2 separate regions of the Homo sapiens genome follow, and region 1 is linked to region 2. A link is an interaction called in ENCODE POLR2A ChIA-PET data of the cell type or tissue named here. Cell type or tissue: A673. All regions are shown on one strand. Links, peaks and the distances in the headings refer to the core of each region. The heading gives the core; the rest is flanking DNA.

The links. ChIA-PET counts read pairs that join two places held together with the same protein. Peaks named below come from ENCODE experiments on the same cell type or tissue, not always from the same donor. Only the 100,000 strongest peaks of a DNase experiment are listed, where the experiment ranks them.
Region 1: POLR2A ChIA-PET joins it to region 2 with 12 read pairs; 4 of 35 experiments call an interaction of 5 or more read pairs at or near these places.

What each region holds. Positions count from the first base shown.
Region 1 is chr11:119,138,137-119,146,586 of GRCh38, forward strand. No RefSeq gene overlaps it. Among named protein-coding and RNA genes, the nearest start is that of ABCG4, 6.7 kb to the right of the region's middle. In A673, for the core only: a CTCF peak has its summit at 6,929; a DNase peak (open chromatin) is centred at 6,895.
Region 2 is chr11:119,037,693-119,045,506 of GRCh38, forward strand. It overlaps HYOU1 (hypoxia up-regulated 1), which reads right to left. Exons shown (of 26, transcript NM_006389.5): 26 at 6,496-7,814. HYOU1-AS1 (HYOU1 antisense RNA 1) reads left to right here and starts at 6,496. Exons shown (of 2, transcript NR_186315.1): 1 at 6,496-7,053; 2 at 7,693-7,801. In A673, for the core only: a CTCF peak has its summit at 7,211; no DNase peak of the experiment used is centred there.

The sequences.
Region 1 (8,450 bases), core at 2,166-7,165, 100 kb after region 2:
AACTTAAGGCTAATTTCCTGAGGGGAAGAGACTAGAGGCCAAGGGGAAGAAGCCAGTGAGAGAAGATTTCAAAAATACAAGAGAAGCCTGGTGCGGTGGCTCATGCCTGTAATCCCAGCACTTTGGGAGGCAGAGGCAGAGGCAGAGGCAGGGGCAGAGGTGAGAGGATTGCTTGAGCCCGCGAGTTCGAGACCAGCCAGGGCAGCATGGCAGAACCCAAACTACAAAAAACTACAAAAAGCAGGGCATGGTGGCACGTGCCTATAATCCCAGCTACTCGGGAAGCTGAGATGGGAGGATGGCTTGAACCTGGGAGGTCCAGGCTACAGTGAATTGTGATCGTGCCACTGCATTTTAGCCTGGGCAACAGAGCCAGACTCTGTCTAAAAAAACAAACAGCAACAACAACAACAACAACAACAAAAAAGAAAAATACAGGAGCGAGGATATTTGATAGGGTAAAGCCCCTAGATTTGGGGTGGGAAGAATATAGAGAACAAGTAGATAAATAAAACTTGGAAAGGAATGAAGTAGAGAGAAGAAGGTAGGAATGGGAGTGGATATGGATTTTGTTCATAGGCATAAGGGGGATTTCATGCTTGGTGGTCTCTATTTCATTGATAAAGTAGGAATTAAAGTTATTGAAGATAATCTGTTGGATTAAGGATTTATACAAATTGACACATTTTAGAAATGCCATTAACAGATATAAGAATGAGATAGAAGACCTGACGACCCAGCTGAAATTGAAGACCAAGATCAGGCAGGGGCAACTTCAATACAACCATAGAATTTTTTTTTTTTTTCAGCAGACAGGAGCACCCCTGGAACACAAACAGAAAACAGACCACTGGGTGTATCACAGCAATGGTGTGGTGGCCAGGACATGGGTTGCACAGGGCCAAGGAGCAAGGCAATTAGAGCAGCTAGAGATGGATCATGAAGTCCAGACTGGACGGTGAGGGCCTAGGAAGCTGGAGGTAGTACAGCAGTTACAGTCACACCACTGGAGGTTCCAGTGAGGCTTCTGAAGATTAGTGGGCAGAAAGGAAAGTTTGTGGTCAAGAAGGGAACTTTTGTTTAATTGATACATAATAAGTATACATATTTATGGGTAATATGTGATATTTTGATACATGCATACAATGTGTAATCAAGGTAATTAGGATATCCATCACCTCAAACATTTATCATTTCTTCGTGTTGGGAACATTTCAAATCCTTTTCTAGCTGTTTTGAAATATACAATAAGTGGCCAGGCAGAGTGGCTCACTCCTGTAATCCCAGCACCTTGGGAGATCGAGGTGGGCGATCACGAGGTCAGGGGCTCGAGACTAGCCTGGCCAACATGGTGAAATCCCATCTCTACTAAAGGTACAAAAAATTAGCTGGGCATGGTGGCGCTCGCCTGTAATCCCAGCTACTCAGGAGGCTGAGGCAGGAGAATCGCTTGAACCCAGGAGGCGGAGGTTGCAGTGAGCTGAGATTGCACCATTGCACTACAGCCTGGATGACAGGGCGAGACTCCATTTCAAAAAAAAAAAAGGAAAAAGAAAAAGAAATATACAATAAGCTGCTGTTAACTAGAATCACCCTACTGTGCTGTAGAATGCTAGAACTTATTCCTTCCATCTAACTATATTTTTGTAGTCATTAACCAATCTCTTCATCCCCCACCCTTCACTTCACTACCCTTCCTAGCCTGTGGTAACCATCATTCTACTCTCCACCTTCATGAGATCAACTTTTTTAGCTCCCACATATGAGTAAGAACATGAGATATTTGTCTTTCTGTGCCTGGCTTATTTCACTTAACACAATGTCCTCCAGTTCCATCTATGTTGCTGCAAATGACAGACTTTCATTCTTTTTATTTATTTATTTTTATTTTTTTGACAGAGTCTCGCTCTGTAGCCCAGGCTGGAGTGCAGTGGTGTGATCTTGGCTCACTGCAACTCCATCTCCCAGGTTCAAGCAATTCTCCTGCCTCAGCCTCCCAAGTAGCTGGGATTACAGGCACCTGCTACCATGCCCAGCTAATTTTTTGTATTTTTAATAGAGACGGGGTTTTGCCATGTTGGCCAGGCTGGTCTCGAACTCCTGACCTCAGGTGATCCGCCCGCCTCGGCCTCCCAAAGTGCTGGGATTACAGGCATGAGCCACTGCGCCCTATTTTTATTTTTATTTTTGAGACAAGAGTCTGGCTCTGTTGCCCAGGACAGGGTGCAGTGGCGCAGTGGCACGATCTCGGCTCACTGCAACCTCCACCTCCCGGGTTCAAGCAATTCTCCTGCCTCAGCCTCCCAGGGAGCTGGGATTATAAGTGCGCACCACCACGCCCAGCTAATTTTTGTATTTTTAGTAGAGATGGGGTTTCACCATGTTGGCCAGGCTGGTCTCGAACTCCTGACCTCAGGTGATCCACCCGCCTCGGCCTCCCACAGTGCTGGGGTTACAGGCGTGAGCTGCCGTGCCTGGACAAATTTCATTCTTTTTTATAGCTGAATAATATTCCACTGTGTGTATGTACTATATTTTCTTTATCCATTCATCCACTGATGGACACTGAAGTTGATTCCATTTCTTGGCTATTGTGAATAGTACTGCAATGAACATGGGAGTGCAGATATCTCCCCGATATACTGATTTCCTTTCTTTTGGATATATACCCAGCAGTGGGATTGCCGGATCATATGGTAGGTCTATTTTTAGTTTTTTGAGAAACTTTCATACTGATTTTTTTTTTTTGAGACGGATTCTCACTCTGTCGCCCAGGCCGGGGTGCAGTGGCACAATCTTGGCTCGCTGCAAGCTCTATCTCCTGGGCTCAAGCAATTCTCTTGCCTCAGCCTCCCAAGTAGCTTGGATTACAGGCACGTGCCACCATGCCCGGCTAATTTTTTGTATTTTTAGTAGAGACGGAGTTTCACCATGTTGGCCAGGCTGGTCTTGAACTCCTCACCTCAAGTGATCTGCCTGCCTCGGCATCCCAAAGTGCTGGGACCACAAGCGTGAGCCACCGTGCCCGTCCCATACTGTTTTTTACAGTGGTTGTACTAATTTACATTTCTACCAACAGTGTACTAGCGTTCCCAGAAAGGGGACATTTTTAAATGGAGCTATTCAGAGTCTAGAGTACGTCCACAGGGAAGTAGGCTGCTAAAGGGAGACAGGTCACTGGAGTAGAATAGACCAAGAGAAATAAGGCATTTTGAATGCCTACTAGGAGTGACCTTTCTGACCCACCCATCAGTGACGTGGATCTTTATGATACTGTGAAACATATCAGGTGGCCCTCCATATCCGTGGGTTTCACATCCATGGATTCAACCAACTTCGGATTGAAAATATTCAGGAAAAAAAATGGCAGGTGCATCTGTATTGAACGTGTACAGACTTTTTTTTCTTGTCATTATTCCCTAAAAATATACAGAATAGTATAACAACTATTCACATAGCATTTACATAGTATTACGTATTATAACTAATCTAGAGACGATTTAAAGTATATGGGAAGGGCCGGGTGCAGTGGCTCATGCCTGTAATCCTAGCACTTTGGGAGGCTGAAGTGGGCAGATCACTTGAGGAGTTCAAGACCAGCCTGGCCATTATGGCAAAACCCCGTCTCTACTAAAGATTCAAAACTTAGCTGGGCATGGCGGCACGTGCCTGTGATCCCAGCTACTCAGGAGGCTGAGGCAGGAGGATTGCTTGAGCCCAGGAGGTAGAGATCACAGTGAGCTGAGATCGCAGTGAGCCGAGATCACACCATTGCATTCCAGCCTGGGTGACACAATAAGACTGTCTCAAAATATATATATATATATTATATATAAGTATATATGATATATAAGTATATATTTAAGTATATATAAATATGTAAGTATATACTTATGTATGTATAAGTATATATAATATATAAGTATATATAAAATATATAAGTATATGTTTTTATATAAGTATATATAATATATAAATATTATACGTAATATTTATGTATGTGTGCAGGGAATTCAAAGCCAGCTTTCAAAGATCAGATCAAAACTACTATAAAGTCTGCTTTAATACATGAAATTAAAAAAATATAAAGTATATGGGAGGCTGTGCACGGGTTATGTGGAAATACTATACCATTTTATATTGGGACTTGAACATCTGTGGACTTTGATATCCAAGGGGAGTCCTGGAACCAATCTCCCACAGATACTGAGGGACGACTGTACAAATGTACAATATTTGGTCTTTTCCTCATTTCCTGGCATACAACTTCTAAAATCCTTGGACTCTTCACAGTGTAAGTGTCTTTTTGTGACCCAATGAGTTGATTGAGGGCTGGCAGCACCTAGGTAGCTTCAGGATGGGCGCTGATCATTGGAAAGACCAAGGCAGAATTAGAAGGGTGAGACTTTCAGCCCCACCCCACAACCACCAGGAAGGGGAGAGGGGCTGAAGGTTGAGTTGATCACCAATGACCAATGATTTAATCAACCATGCCTATGTAATGAGCCTCCATAAAAACTCAAAGGAGGTTCAGAGAGCTTCTGGATAGCTGAACATGTGGAGGTTCCTGGAGTTCCTGGAGGGTTCTTGGAGAGTGCATAGAAGTTCTCCACCCTCTTACCGGGCGCGGTGGCTCACGCCTGTAATCCTAGCACTTTGGGAGGCTGAGGTGGGCGGATTGCCTGAGCTCAGGAGTTCGAGACCAGCCTGAGCAACACAGTGAAACCCCGTCTCTACTAAAATACAAAAATTAGCCGGGCGTGGCGGCATGCACCTGTAATCCCAGCTACTCATGAGGCTGAGACAGGAGAATCATTTGAACACGGGAGGCGGAGGTTGCAGTGAGCTGAGATCACACCACTGCACTCTAGCCTGGGCGACAGAGCAAGGCTTCGTCTCAAAAAAAAAAAAGAAGCCCGGGCGCGGTGGCTCACACCTGTAATCCCAGCACTTTGGGAGGCCGAGGCGGGCGGATCAAAAGGTCAAGAGATCAAGACCATCCTGGCTAACACGGTGAAACCCCGTCTCTACTAAAAATACAAAAAAATTAGCTGGGCATGGTGGCAGGCGCCTGTAGTCCCAGCTGCTCGGGAGGCTGAGGGAGGAGAATGGCGTGAACTTGGGAGGCGGAGCTCGCAGTGAGCCAAGATCGCGCCACTGCACTCCACCCTGGGCGACAGAACTAGACTCCGTCTAAAAAAAAAAAAAAAAAAAAAGGAAGTTCTCCACTTCTCTCCTCTTCCCACATGCCTCACCCATTGCCTCTCTTTGTCTGTATTCTGTGTAATATCATTTATAATAAGCTGATAAGTGTAAGTAAAGTGTTTCCCCAAGTTCTATTAGCCACTCTAGCAAATTAATCAAACCCAGTGAGGGAGTTGAGGGAACCCTGATTTATAGCCAGTTGGTCAGAAGCATGAACAGAAACAACCTGCGGCTTGTGATTAGCATTGGAAGTGGGGGGTAGTCTGTGGGACTGAGCCCTCAACCTGTGGCATCTGACACTATCTCCAGGCAGGTAGTGTTGGAATTGAATTGAATTAGAGGACAACCAGCTGGCGTCCACTGCAGAATTGATTGCTTGCTTAAAGTGTGGGGCAAAACACCCACACATCTGGCATCAGAAGAGTGTTGTGAGAGTATAGTAAGAGAAACTGAGTTTGTGTATTTCTGTGTATTCTCAACCCAGTATTAGGGGTAGGAGAACAGGGCCCAGAGAAAAGCTGGGGAGACACCTGATCTGTAAGGCTGGTTCCACCCAAAAGATACAGCCAAGAGGTGTGGTGTGAGTTCAAGTTTTAAGAGAAGGAAGAAAAAGAGATAAGAGACTTCGGCAGAGACCCTTGGCATTCTGCAGCTTTGGAGAACCCCAGTTTCTTCTTATCAAAGGAAATGGTGGTACATAATTATCAAAGGAAATGGTGGTACATAGCAGGAGAGAGAGGGAGAGACAAACACTGCACTTCTATTTTATTTTTATTTCATTTTTTTTTTTTTTTTTGAGACAGAGTCTTGCTCTGTGGCCCAAGCTGGAGTGCAGTGGCACGATCTTGGCTCACTGCAAGCTCCGCCTCCTGGGTTCATGCCATTCTCCTGCCTCAGCCGCCTGAGTAGCTGGGACTACAGGCGCCCACCACCACGCCCGGCTAATTTTTTGTATTTTTAGTAGAGACGGGGTTTCACCATGTTAGCCAGGATGGTCTCGACCTCCTGACCTTGTGATCCACCCGTCTTGGCCTCCCGAAGTGCTGGGATTAGAGGCGTGAGCCACAGCGCCCGGCAACACTGCACTTTTAAAATTCACTTCAAAATTGCTTGATTTTGTTTTGTTGTTATTATAATTTTTTTTTTGAGATGGAGTTTCACTCTTGTCATCCAGCCTGGAATGCAGTGGCGCGATCTCTGCTCACTGCAACCTCTGCCTCCCAGGTTCAAGTGATTCTCCTACCTCAGCCTCCCAAGTAGCTGGAATTACAGGCATGTGCCACCACACCTGGCTAATTTTTGTATTTTTAGTAGAGACAGTGTTTCACCATGTTGACCAGGCTGGTCTTGAACTCCTGATTTCAGGTGATCCATCCGCCTCAGCCTCCCAGAGTGCTGGGATTACAGGCGTGAGCCACTGCGCCCAGCCTATAATTTTTTAAAAATGCAACAGCAACAGCAGAGACTCTGTCTAGTCTCTGAGGGGTCGGGAGAGGCAATCAATAGTTACCCCTCCACGGCCTCCACTCCAGCGCCTATGCACATTTTTCCTTTCTGCCTTGGGGAGCCACAGGAGGACTGGAGAGCTTTGCTGCTGCGTACCGGCAGGAACCCTGAAGCCAGCTGAGTGGGTGGGGCAGGGTGGGGGTTTGTAGTCAGTCTCCTCTTTATCCACCCCTCCTTCCTGGTCCTGGGCTGCATCTCTCCAAGTGACCAGCAGAGGGGCCTTCATTAACAAATACACTTTAAAACCATTCTGTCCAGAGGTGACAGACCGTCATGGTGGGCAAGGGAGGCACAGTGGAAGAGAGACCTGGGATGGTGGAAGCAGAACTGGTCAGTTCCAATATCCCCCCAGTCGAATTCCTTTCCAGCTCCCACAGGACCCTGTTAACCCTCCTTTTTTTCCATAGGCCCACAAAGCTGCTTAACAACTGCTTCTCCCACAAATCCCTGCCCACAGCAGCCTGTGTCTGTTAGATTAGCTCCTGGCACTAAGCTGAGATGGGAATTTTCTGCTTCTGCCTTGCTCCTCTTAAGCCAGTTATCATCAACCCTTACATGTCTGGGCCTAGGGAAACATGCCCTGGATGGAGGCTCTGTCCTGATGGTGGGGGTGAGGAGATCTGGGGTGGGAGTTGGGAGAATCCTAGAGAAAGGGGAGAATCCGTCTCAGGGAATGGGAGGAGGTCTGTTTGGAGGAATAGGGGAGGATCCACCTGGACGTTGAGGGAAAGTCTGGTGAGAAATAGAGGGTTTGTTCTGGGGATGGGAGGTCTAGACTAAGCAAAGAAGGTTCTTTTAAGCAATGGTTCTCAGAAGGTGGTCCCTGGACTAGCAGCATCAGCATCACTTGAGAACTTATTAGAGATGTAAATTCTCTGGCTCCACCCCAGATACTGAATCAGAAACTCTGGGAGTGGAGCCCAGTAATCTAATCTGTGTTTTAACAAGCTCTCTAGATGATTTGGATGTGCGCTCAAATTTGAGGACCACTGCTCTTGAGTTACAAGGTCTACTCTAGGAGTTGGAAGTGTGTGTTCTCAGGAATCAACGGTCCATCTTGGGGGATATGTGGTGGGAGTGGGGAGTATCTCTAGGATGGAGAAGGTCTGTGCTAGGACCTCTGGAAGGCTGGAAAGGTTCTATATCCTAGAATGAGAAAGGTCTGTTCAGGGCAACTGAGAAAATCTGCTTTATAAAGTGGGAAGGTGACAATAGGTAATGAGGAAGTTTGACATCGTAGATAAAGCCATGGTTTAGAATCACTGAGACCTGGATTTGAATACCTACATCCATCACACTAGCTATGTACTTCATACTTGTACTTAACATTTCTGAGCTTCAGTTCCTTATCTAAAACATGGAAGAATAATACTGACTTCATAACATTGTTACAAGGACTGGTTAGACTGTTCAGTCAATGGGTATTTATGGAGTGCATTTTCTTTTTTTTAATTTTTAATTTTTTAATTTTTTTTTTGTATAGAGAGGGTCTCCTTACATTGCCTAGGCTGGTCTCAAAATCCTGGGCTCAAGCAATCCTCCTGCCTGAGCTTCCCAAAGTGCTGGGATTACAGGCATGAGCCACCACACCCAGTTTTGACTGCAATTTCTGTGTCCAAGTTCTAGGAATGTAGTGGAGAAAGACTGGCCTAGCCCCTTACTCAGAGATCAACCATATCTCCATGCTATGTGCCTAGCAGGTAGTAGACATTCAATAAATGTAGTTTCCCCTCGTTTGC
Region 2 (7,814 bases), core at 2,561-7,560:
CTCGGGAGGCTGAGGCAGAAGAATGGCATGAACCTGGGAGGCGGAGCTTGCAGTGAGCCAAGATCGCGCCACTGCACTAAAGCCTGGACGACAGAGTGAGACTCCGTCTCAAAAAAAAAAAAAAAGAAAAGAAAGAAAATTAGGCCGGGCGCGGAGGCTCACGCCTGTAATCCTAGCACTTTGGAAGGCCGAAGTGGGTGGATCACGAGGTCAGGAGATCGAGACCATCCTGGCTAACACAGTGAAACCCCGTCTCTACTAAAAATACAAAATTAGCCAGGTATGCTGGTGCATGCCTGTAATCCCAGCTACTCGGGAGGCTGAGGTAGGAGAATTGCTTGAACCTGGGAGGCGGAGGTTGCGGTGAGCCAAGATCACACCATTGCACTCCAGCCTGGGCAACAAGAGCGAAACTCCGTCTCAAAAAAAAAAAAAAAAGAAAATTAGAGATGGTATCAACATGGGAGAGGTAACTTGATAAATTAACACTGAGGAATTTACTTGGTAAAGGGGGATAATATAAATTTTGAAAGCTTAAGGAATTGACAGAAAAATAAACATAAGAATAGGTCTTAATCATTAAAGAGTAACCACCAGAATAATCCCAGCTGCCATGCTTGGCTAATTTTTTATTTTTATTTTTTGTAGAGATGGGGGTCTCACTATTGTTGCCCAGACTGGTCTCGAGCTCTTGGGCTCAAGTAATCCTCTCGCCTCAGCCTCCCATAGTGCTGGGATTACAGGCGTGAGCAACCACGCCCAGCCATGTGAGAGTTTTAATTCCTCTACAGCCTCATCAACACTAGTTTTCTTTTTTTTTCTTTTTTCTTTTCATTTATTTATTTATTTATTTATTTATTTATTTATTTATTTATTTTGAGACAGAGTCTGGCTCTGTTGCCAGGCTGGAGTGCAGTGGCGAGATCTTGGCTCACTGCAACCTCCTCCTCCTGGGTTCAAGTGATTCTCTTGCCTCAGCCTCCCATGTAGCTGGGATTACAGGCGTGTGCCACCACACCCGGCTAATTTTTGTATTTTTAGTAGAGATGGGGTTTCACCATATTGGCCAGACTGGTCTTGAACTCCTGACCTCAGGTAATCCGCCCGCCTCGGCCTCCCAAAGTGTTGGGATTACAGGTGTGAGCTACTGCGCCCAGCCAATTTGTGTATTTTTAGTAGAGACAGAGTTTTGCCATGTTGGCCAGGCTGGTCTCAAACTCCTGGCCTCAAGTGATCCACCCACTTTGGCCTCCGAAAGTGCTGGGATTACAGATGTGAACCACTGCCCCCGGCCTACAGAGAGCAGTTTTATTAATCAAATGCTAACAGTTGAGATATGGCCAGACTCATGCCTTTAAAAGACTGTTCCAGCTTTTTGGGCTCAGTGAAGAGATTTCATAAGAAAAACTTGGCATGGGAAACATATGGGAGTGGTACAGGAGGGTATCTATGTGTCTTGTTCCGATAGCTCTCTTGAGTAATTTCTTGTCTGGAAGCCCAGTTGGCATCATCTTGACTTCTACCTGGTGGTTTTGGATTAATTGGTCGTGACTCCCCCTAAACAGGAGGATTCGGTAGCTGAAGGGGTGGGTTGCTCCTCCACACCTGTGGGTGTTCCTTGTTAGGTGGAACGAGAGACTTGGAAAAGAAAGAGACACAGACAAAGTACAGAGAAAGAAATCGGGGGACCAGGGGACCGGCGCTCAGCATATGGAGGATCCCGCCGGCCTCTGAGTTCCCTTAGTATTTATTGATCATTATTGGGTGTTTCTCGGAGAGGGGGATGTGGCAGGATCATAAGATAATAGTGGAGAGAAGGTCAGCAGGTAAACACGTGAACAAAGTTCTCTGCATCATAAACAAGGTAAAGAATTAAGTGCTGTGCTTTAGATATGTATACACATAAACATCTCAATGCCTTACAGAGCAGTATTGCTGCCCGCATGTCCCACCTGCAGCCCTAAGGCAGTTTCCCCCTATCTCAGTAGATGGAATATACAATCGGGTTTTACATCGAGACATTCCATTGCCCAGGGACGAGCAGGAGACAGATGCCTTCCTCTTGTCTCAACTGCAACGAGGCGTTCCTTCCTCTTTTACTAATCCTCCTCAGCACAGACCCTTTACGGGTGTCGGGCTGGGGGACGGTCAGGTCTTTCCCTTCCCACGAGGCCATATCTCAGGCTATCACATGGGGAGAAACCTTGGACAGTACCTGGCTTTCCTAGGCAGGGGTCCCTGCGGCCTTCCGCAGTGTTTTGTGTCCCTGGGTACTTGAGATTCCTTCAAGCATTTGTTTAGCAAAGCACATCTTGCACAGCCCTTAATCCATTTAACCCTGAGTTGACACAGCACATGTCTCAGGGAGCACAGGGTTGGGGGTGGGGTTACAGATTAAAATGGAGTCTCTTATGTCTACTTTCTATACAGACACATTACCAATCTGATCTCTCTTTCTTTTCCCCACAGGTAGCTGGGTCTTTATTCCTGGCTTGTTTCAAAATTAGCCCCTGGCTGAACAGGATGGCTCATGCTTGTAATCCCAACACTGGGAGGCACAGGCAGGAGGATTTTTTTTTTTTTTTTGAGATGGAGTCTTGCTCTGTCACCCAGGCTGGAGTGCAGTGAGTGATCTCCGCTTGCTGCAAGCTCCGCCTCCCGAGTTCATGCCATTCTCCTGCCTCACCTTCCCAAGTAGCTGGGACTACAGGCACCTGCCACCATGCCCGGCTAATTTTTTTGTATTTTTAGTAGAGATGGGGTTTCACCGTGTTAGACAGGATGGTCTCGATCTCCTGACCTGGTGATCTGCCTGCCTCGGCCTCCCAAAGTGCTAGGATTTCAGGCATGAGCCACTGCGCCCAGCCCCACTACGCCCAGCTATTTTTTGTATTTTTAGTAGAAATGGGGTTTTGCCATGTTGGCCAGGCTGGTCTTGACCTGAGGTATCCTGACTGGGATTACAGGCGTGAGCCACTGGGCCTGGCTATTTGTTTTTTTTGAGAGAAGTCTTGCTCTTATCCCCCAGGTTTGAGTGCAATGGCTTGATCTCCACTCACTGCAACCTCTGCCTCCCAGGTTCAAATGATTCTCCTGCCTCTGCTTCCCAAATAGCTGGGATTAAATCGCCTGCCACCAAGCCCGGCTAATTTTTGTATTTTTTAGTAGAGACTGGGTTTCACCATGTTGGCCAGGCTGGTCTCGAACTGCTGACTTCAGGTGATCCGCCCGCCTCGGCCTCCCAAAGTGCTGGGATTACAGGTGTGAGCCACTGCGCCCGGCCGGGCCTGGCTATTTTTTATTTTTATTTTTGAGGCAGAGTCTCGCTCTGTTGCCCAGGCTGGAGTGCAGTGGCATGACCTCAGCTCACTGCAACTTCTGCCTCCTGGGTTCAAGTAATTCTCAAGCCTCAGCCTCCTAAGTAGCTGGGACTACGGGCACACACCACCACACCCGGCTAATTTTTTGTATTTTAGTAGACATGGTGTTTCGCCATGTTGCCCAGGGTGGTCTCAAACTTCAGAGCTCAGGCAATCCACTCACCTCGGCTTCCCAAAGTGCTAGGATTACAGATGTGAGCCACCATCCCTGGCCAAAATAAATATTTTAAAAATATTTGGTAGAATTCACCAGTGAAGCCATCTAGTCCCGATTTTTTTTTTTTTTTTTTTTTTTTTTTGAGACGGAGTCTTGCTCTGTTGCCAGGTTGGAGTGCCGTGGCCCAGTCTTGGCGCACTGCAACCTCTGTCTCCTGGGTTCAAGTGATTCTCCTTCCTCGGCCTCCTGAGTAGCTGGGATTACAGGTGCCCACCACCACGCCAAGCTAATTTTTGTATTTTTAGTACAGACAGGGTTTCACTGTGTTAGCCAGGCTAGTCTCAAACTTCTGACCTTGTGATCTGCCTGCCTCAGCCTCCCAAGGTGCTGGGATTACTAGCCCGAGCCACCGTGCCTGCCCCCCACCTCCCCACCCTTTTTTTTTTTGAGACAGAGTTTCGCTCTTGTCGCCCAGGCTGGTCTCAAACTGTTGACTTCAGGTGATCCGCCTGCCTCGGCCGCCCAAAGTGTTGGGATTACAGGCTTGAGGCAAGGCGCGCCGGGCCTTTTTTTTTTTTTTTTGAGTCGGGGTCTCTCCCTCCCAGGCTGCAGTGCAGTGGTGCGATCATAATCTACTGCAGCTTTGAACTCCTAGTTTCAAGTGATCCTCCTGCCTCTGCCTCCTGAGTAGCTAGGACTACTATTTTTTGTAGAGATGAGGTCTGGCTATGTTGTCTCAAACTCCTGGCCTCAAGCGATCCTTCCACTCCTGCCTCCCCAAACACTGGTATTACAGCCATGAGTCACTGCACTTAGCTTCGCCTTTTTTTTTTAGAGCACTTTTAGGTTCACAGCAAAATTGAGGGGAAAATACAGAGTTCCCGTATATTCCCTTCCTCCATACACTCACAGCTTCCCCCATAATAAACACTTCACACCAGAGGTCTACAGGTGTTACATCTGAGGAACCTACACTGACTCATCATATTTGCCCAAAGTCTACACTTTCAGTTGTCTTGGTGTTGCACATTCTATAGGTTTTGACAAATGTATATGTACCCACCATTATGGTGTCATACAGAACTTTGGGTGATTGTAACAAATGTACCACTCTGGGGGAGATTGAGTATGTGGGGACAGGAGGTATATGGCAACTCTGTACCTCCTGCTCAATTCTGCTGTGAATCTGAAACTGTCTAAAAGTCATCCAAAAAAAAAAAAACAAAAACCCAAAACTTCCACATTCAAAACTTATCTGACTTGTTCAACTTTTAGAGAAAAAAGACAACCCTTCGTGGTTATTTTTTTTGTGTGTGACAGAGTCTAGCTGTCGCCCAGGCTGGAGTGCAGTGGCACGATCTCAGCTCACTGCAACCTCATCCTCCCGGGTTCAATTGATTTTCCTGTCTCAGCCTCCTGAGTAGCTGGGACTACAGGCGGGTGCCACCATGTCCGGCTGATTTTTTGTATTTTTAGTAGAGACGGAGTTTCACTGTGTTAGCCAGGATGGTCTCGGATCTCCTGACCTCATGATCCGCCTGCCTTGGCCTCCCAAAGTGCTAGGACTACAGGCGTGAGCTACTACACCCGGCTGGGCCTTCATGGTTATTAAATGTAAATACAACGGGGCCAAGCTCAGTGGCTCATACCTGTAATCCCAGCACTTTGGGAGGCCAAGGCAAGCAGATCATTTGAGTCCAGGAGTTCAAGACCAGCCTGAGCAACATAGTGAAACCCCGTCTCGACCAGAAAATACAAAAATTAGCCAGGTAGTCCCTGCTACAGGGCTGAGGTGGGAGGATTGCTTGAGCCTGGGAGGTCGCGGCTGCAGTGGGCCAAGATGGCACCATTGCACTCCAGCCTGGGTGACAGAGCAACACCCTGTATACCGTATACAACTGCTTAGATATGTACATGATTAGTGACAAGAGGGATCCTCCCTTGGTAATAGAAAATTTGGGCTAGGCATGCTGCATCCCAAACTGATGAACCGAAACTGCTACAAATGGTCTCTACCAACACATTCCCACGGCTAAGTACGAAGAACAAGGGCGAATGGTCAGAATTAAGCTCAAACCTAGCTGAAGCACTCAACATTGATTCATTCCTTGGACCAATTACTTGCTAAATCTCTATGAACTGGTATCTTATTTGTACAATGAGGTTGCTATTTTAAAAATTAATGTTACCAGCTGGGCCCAGTGGCTCAGGCCTGTAAACCCAGCACTTTGGGAGCCCAAGGCAGGTGGATCGCTTCAGGTCAGTTCCAGACCAGCTTAGCCAACATGGTGAAACCCCGTCTCTACTAAAATACAAAAAAAATTTAGCTGGGTATGGTGGCAGGTGCCTGTAATCCCAGCTACTCAGGAGGCTGGGGCAGTAGAATCACTTGAACCCGGGAGGCGGAGGTTGCAGTGAGCCTGGATCGCATTACTATACTCCAGCCTGGGCAACAGAGCAGGACCCAGTCTCAAAGAAAAAAAAAAAAAAAAAGTACGTTACTTAAAAATGCCTGGGATATAGGAGTCCAAATAATGTTAGCAGTAAAATAAAACCAGTATTTTGTTTCCTTGAAAAAAATACATATACAAATCTCAACTAAGTCCAAAGTGTCAATAACATTTTGATGATGTAATTATTCAAACTTTTTGAGGTTTTCACTGTCACACATGCTGGAGTGCAGTGGCACGATCATAGCTCACTGAAGCCTCGAAGTCCTGGGCCCAAGGGACCCACCCTCCAGCCTCAGTCTCCCAAGTAGCTGGGTCTACAGGCACACATCCCCACACTCAGATACTTTTTTTTTTTTTTTTTGAGACAGAGTCTTGCTGTTGCCCAGGCTGGTCCGACCTCAAGCTATCCTCCCATCTTGGCCTCCCAAAATGTTAAGATGACAGGTATGAGCCACCATGCCTGGCCCAAAATTTTTCTATTTTTAAAAACTCACAGCACAAAAACTGTAGAAAAGAATATTTTATTGAAACAGTTTCTCAATTAACAATGGAGCAAAGTACAATTTGACTCAAACCTGTCCAACCAGCATCAACAGCTACTGAAAGAATTCAAACATACAGAAGAGGTGGGGGTGGGGTGAGGGGTGGGACCCTTAGGTCCCATCTCTGCCAATGTGGCAAAAAAAAAAAAAAAAGGAAAAGACAAAATGACTGACACAGCCAGGTTCATTCTTGTCTTGGAGCTGAGGCAGCAGCCCTAGCTCCTGCTACAGACGGAATACTGGAGGACGGGCTCCCTAGGCGTAGGTATGGTGGGTCGGGGGCCCCCAACCTAGCAGAGTGATGCACAGAGGAAGGCCAGCCCTGACCCTCCTCCTTCATCCACAGGCCTGCCTCAGAGAGAGGGAGGTGGCATCTCTACATTCACACCATGGTCTCTCCTTTCCCCAGGATCTTGGGATAGGGACTCACAGTAGAAAGCACATTTTGGTCAGCCCAGGGGGTCAGGGGGTGAGGGAAAGGCTCTGTCTGGGAGGAGCAGAACAGCAGAAGAGAGGAGGAGGCAGGGAGTTACAGGAACCTGGGGTACCAGGCTGCTGGGAAGATGCAGATTATGACAGAGCTTGCACGATGCTGGCACCCCATGCCAACCACTCTACGTGGCTTTCCTCTTCGGAGAGGTGGTGGGCTCCCTTCTTCACTGTGCCCCTCCCTCCTCTGGCCACTAGGGGTGGGAAATACGAGTGAGAATCCTTCCAGATTTACTTCCGCCAATCCAGAGGTACAGGCTTTTAGGCAAGGGGCAGAGAACTGCCCAATTTGCTGCAGGAAGCCAAGGAAACCCAGGGGGAAAGGAGCTGGATGGGAATGGGGAAGGGAGGCTCAGAGCAAGAGAAGCCCGCAGAGGGAGGAAAGAGCACAGATAGGCACTCAGAAACCAAACCTGGTAACTGAGGCTCTGCAGACACTGGCCTGAAAGGATGCTCATCGCATGGTGGGAGAGGAAGGGAGGGAAGGAACAATCACCAGAGAAGAGTGGAAACTCCCCAGCAACCTGATACCCTTCCCATCACCGGGACCCATCAGCCACTGGCAGCCATTCTCTTCCTACCCACAGGCAAAGGATTCAGAAATTAATAGTGATTTTTCCCAAATTTAGGGCCTATATGGGTAGGGAACAGGGAGTGGGGCTGGGGAGGAGAACAGTTTCCATTTTTAACCACAGAGGTACTGCAGAAGGAACCAGTGAGCTGTCCCTCCCTTCCCCTTCTCCACACCTCCAAATCACAGGGGTGAGAAAGGAACTCCAGCCGAGGGCAGGAC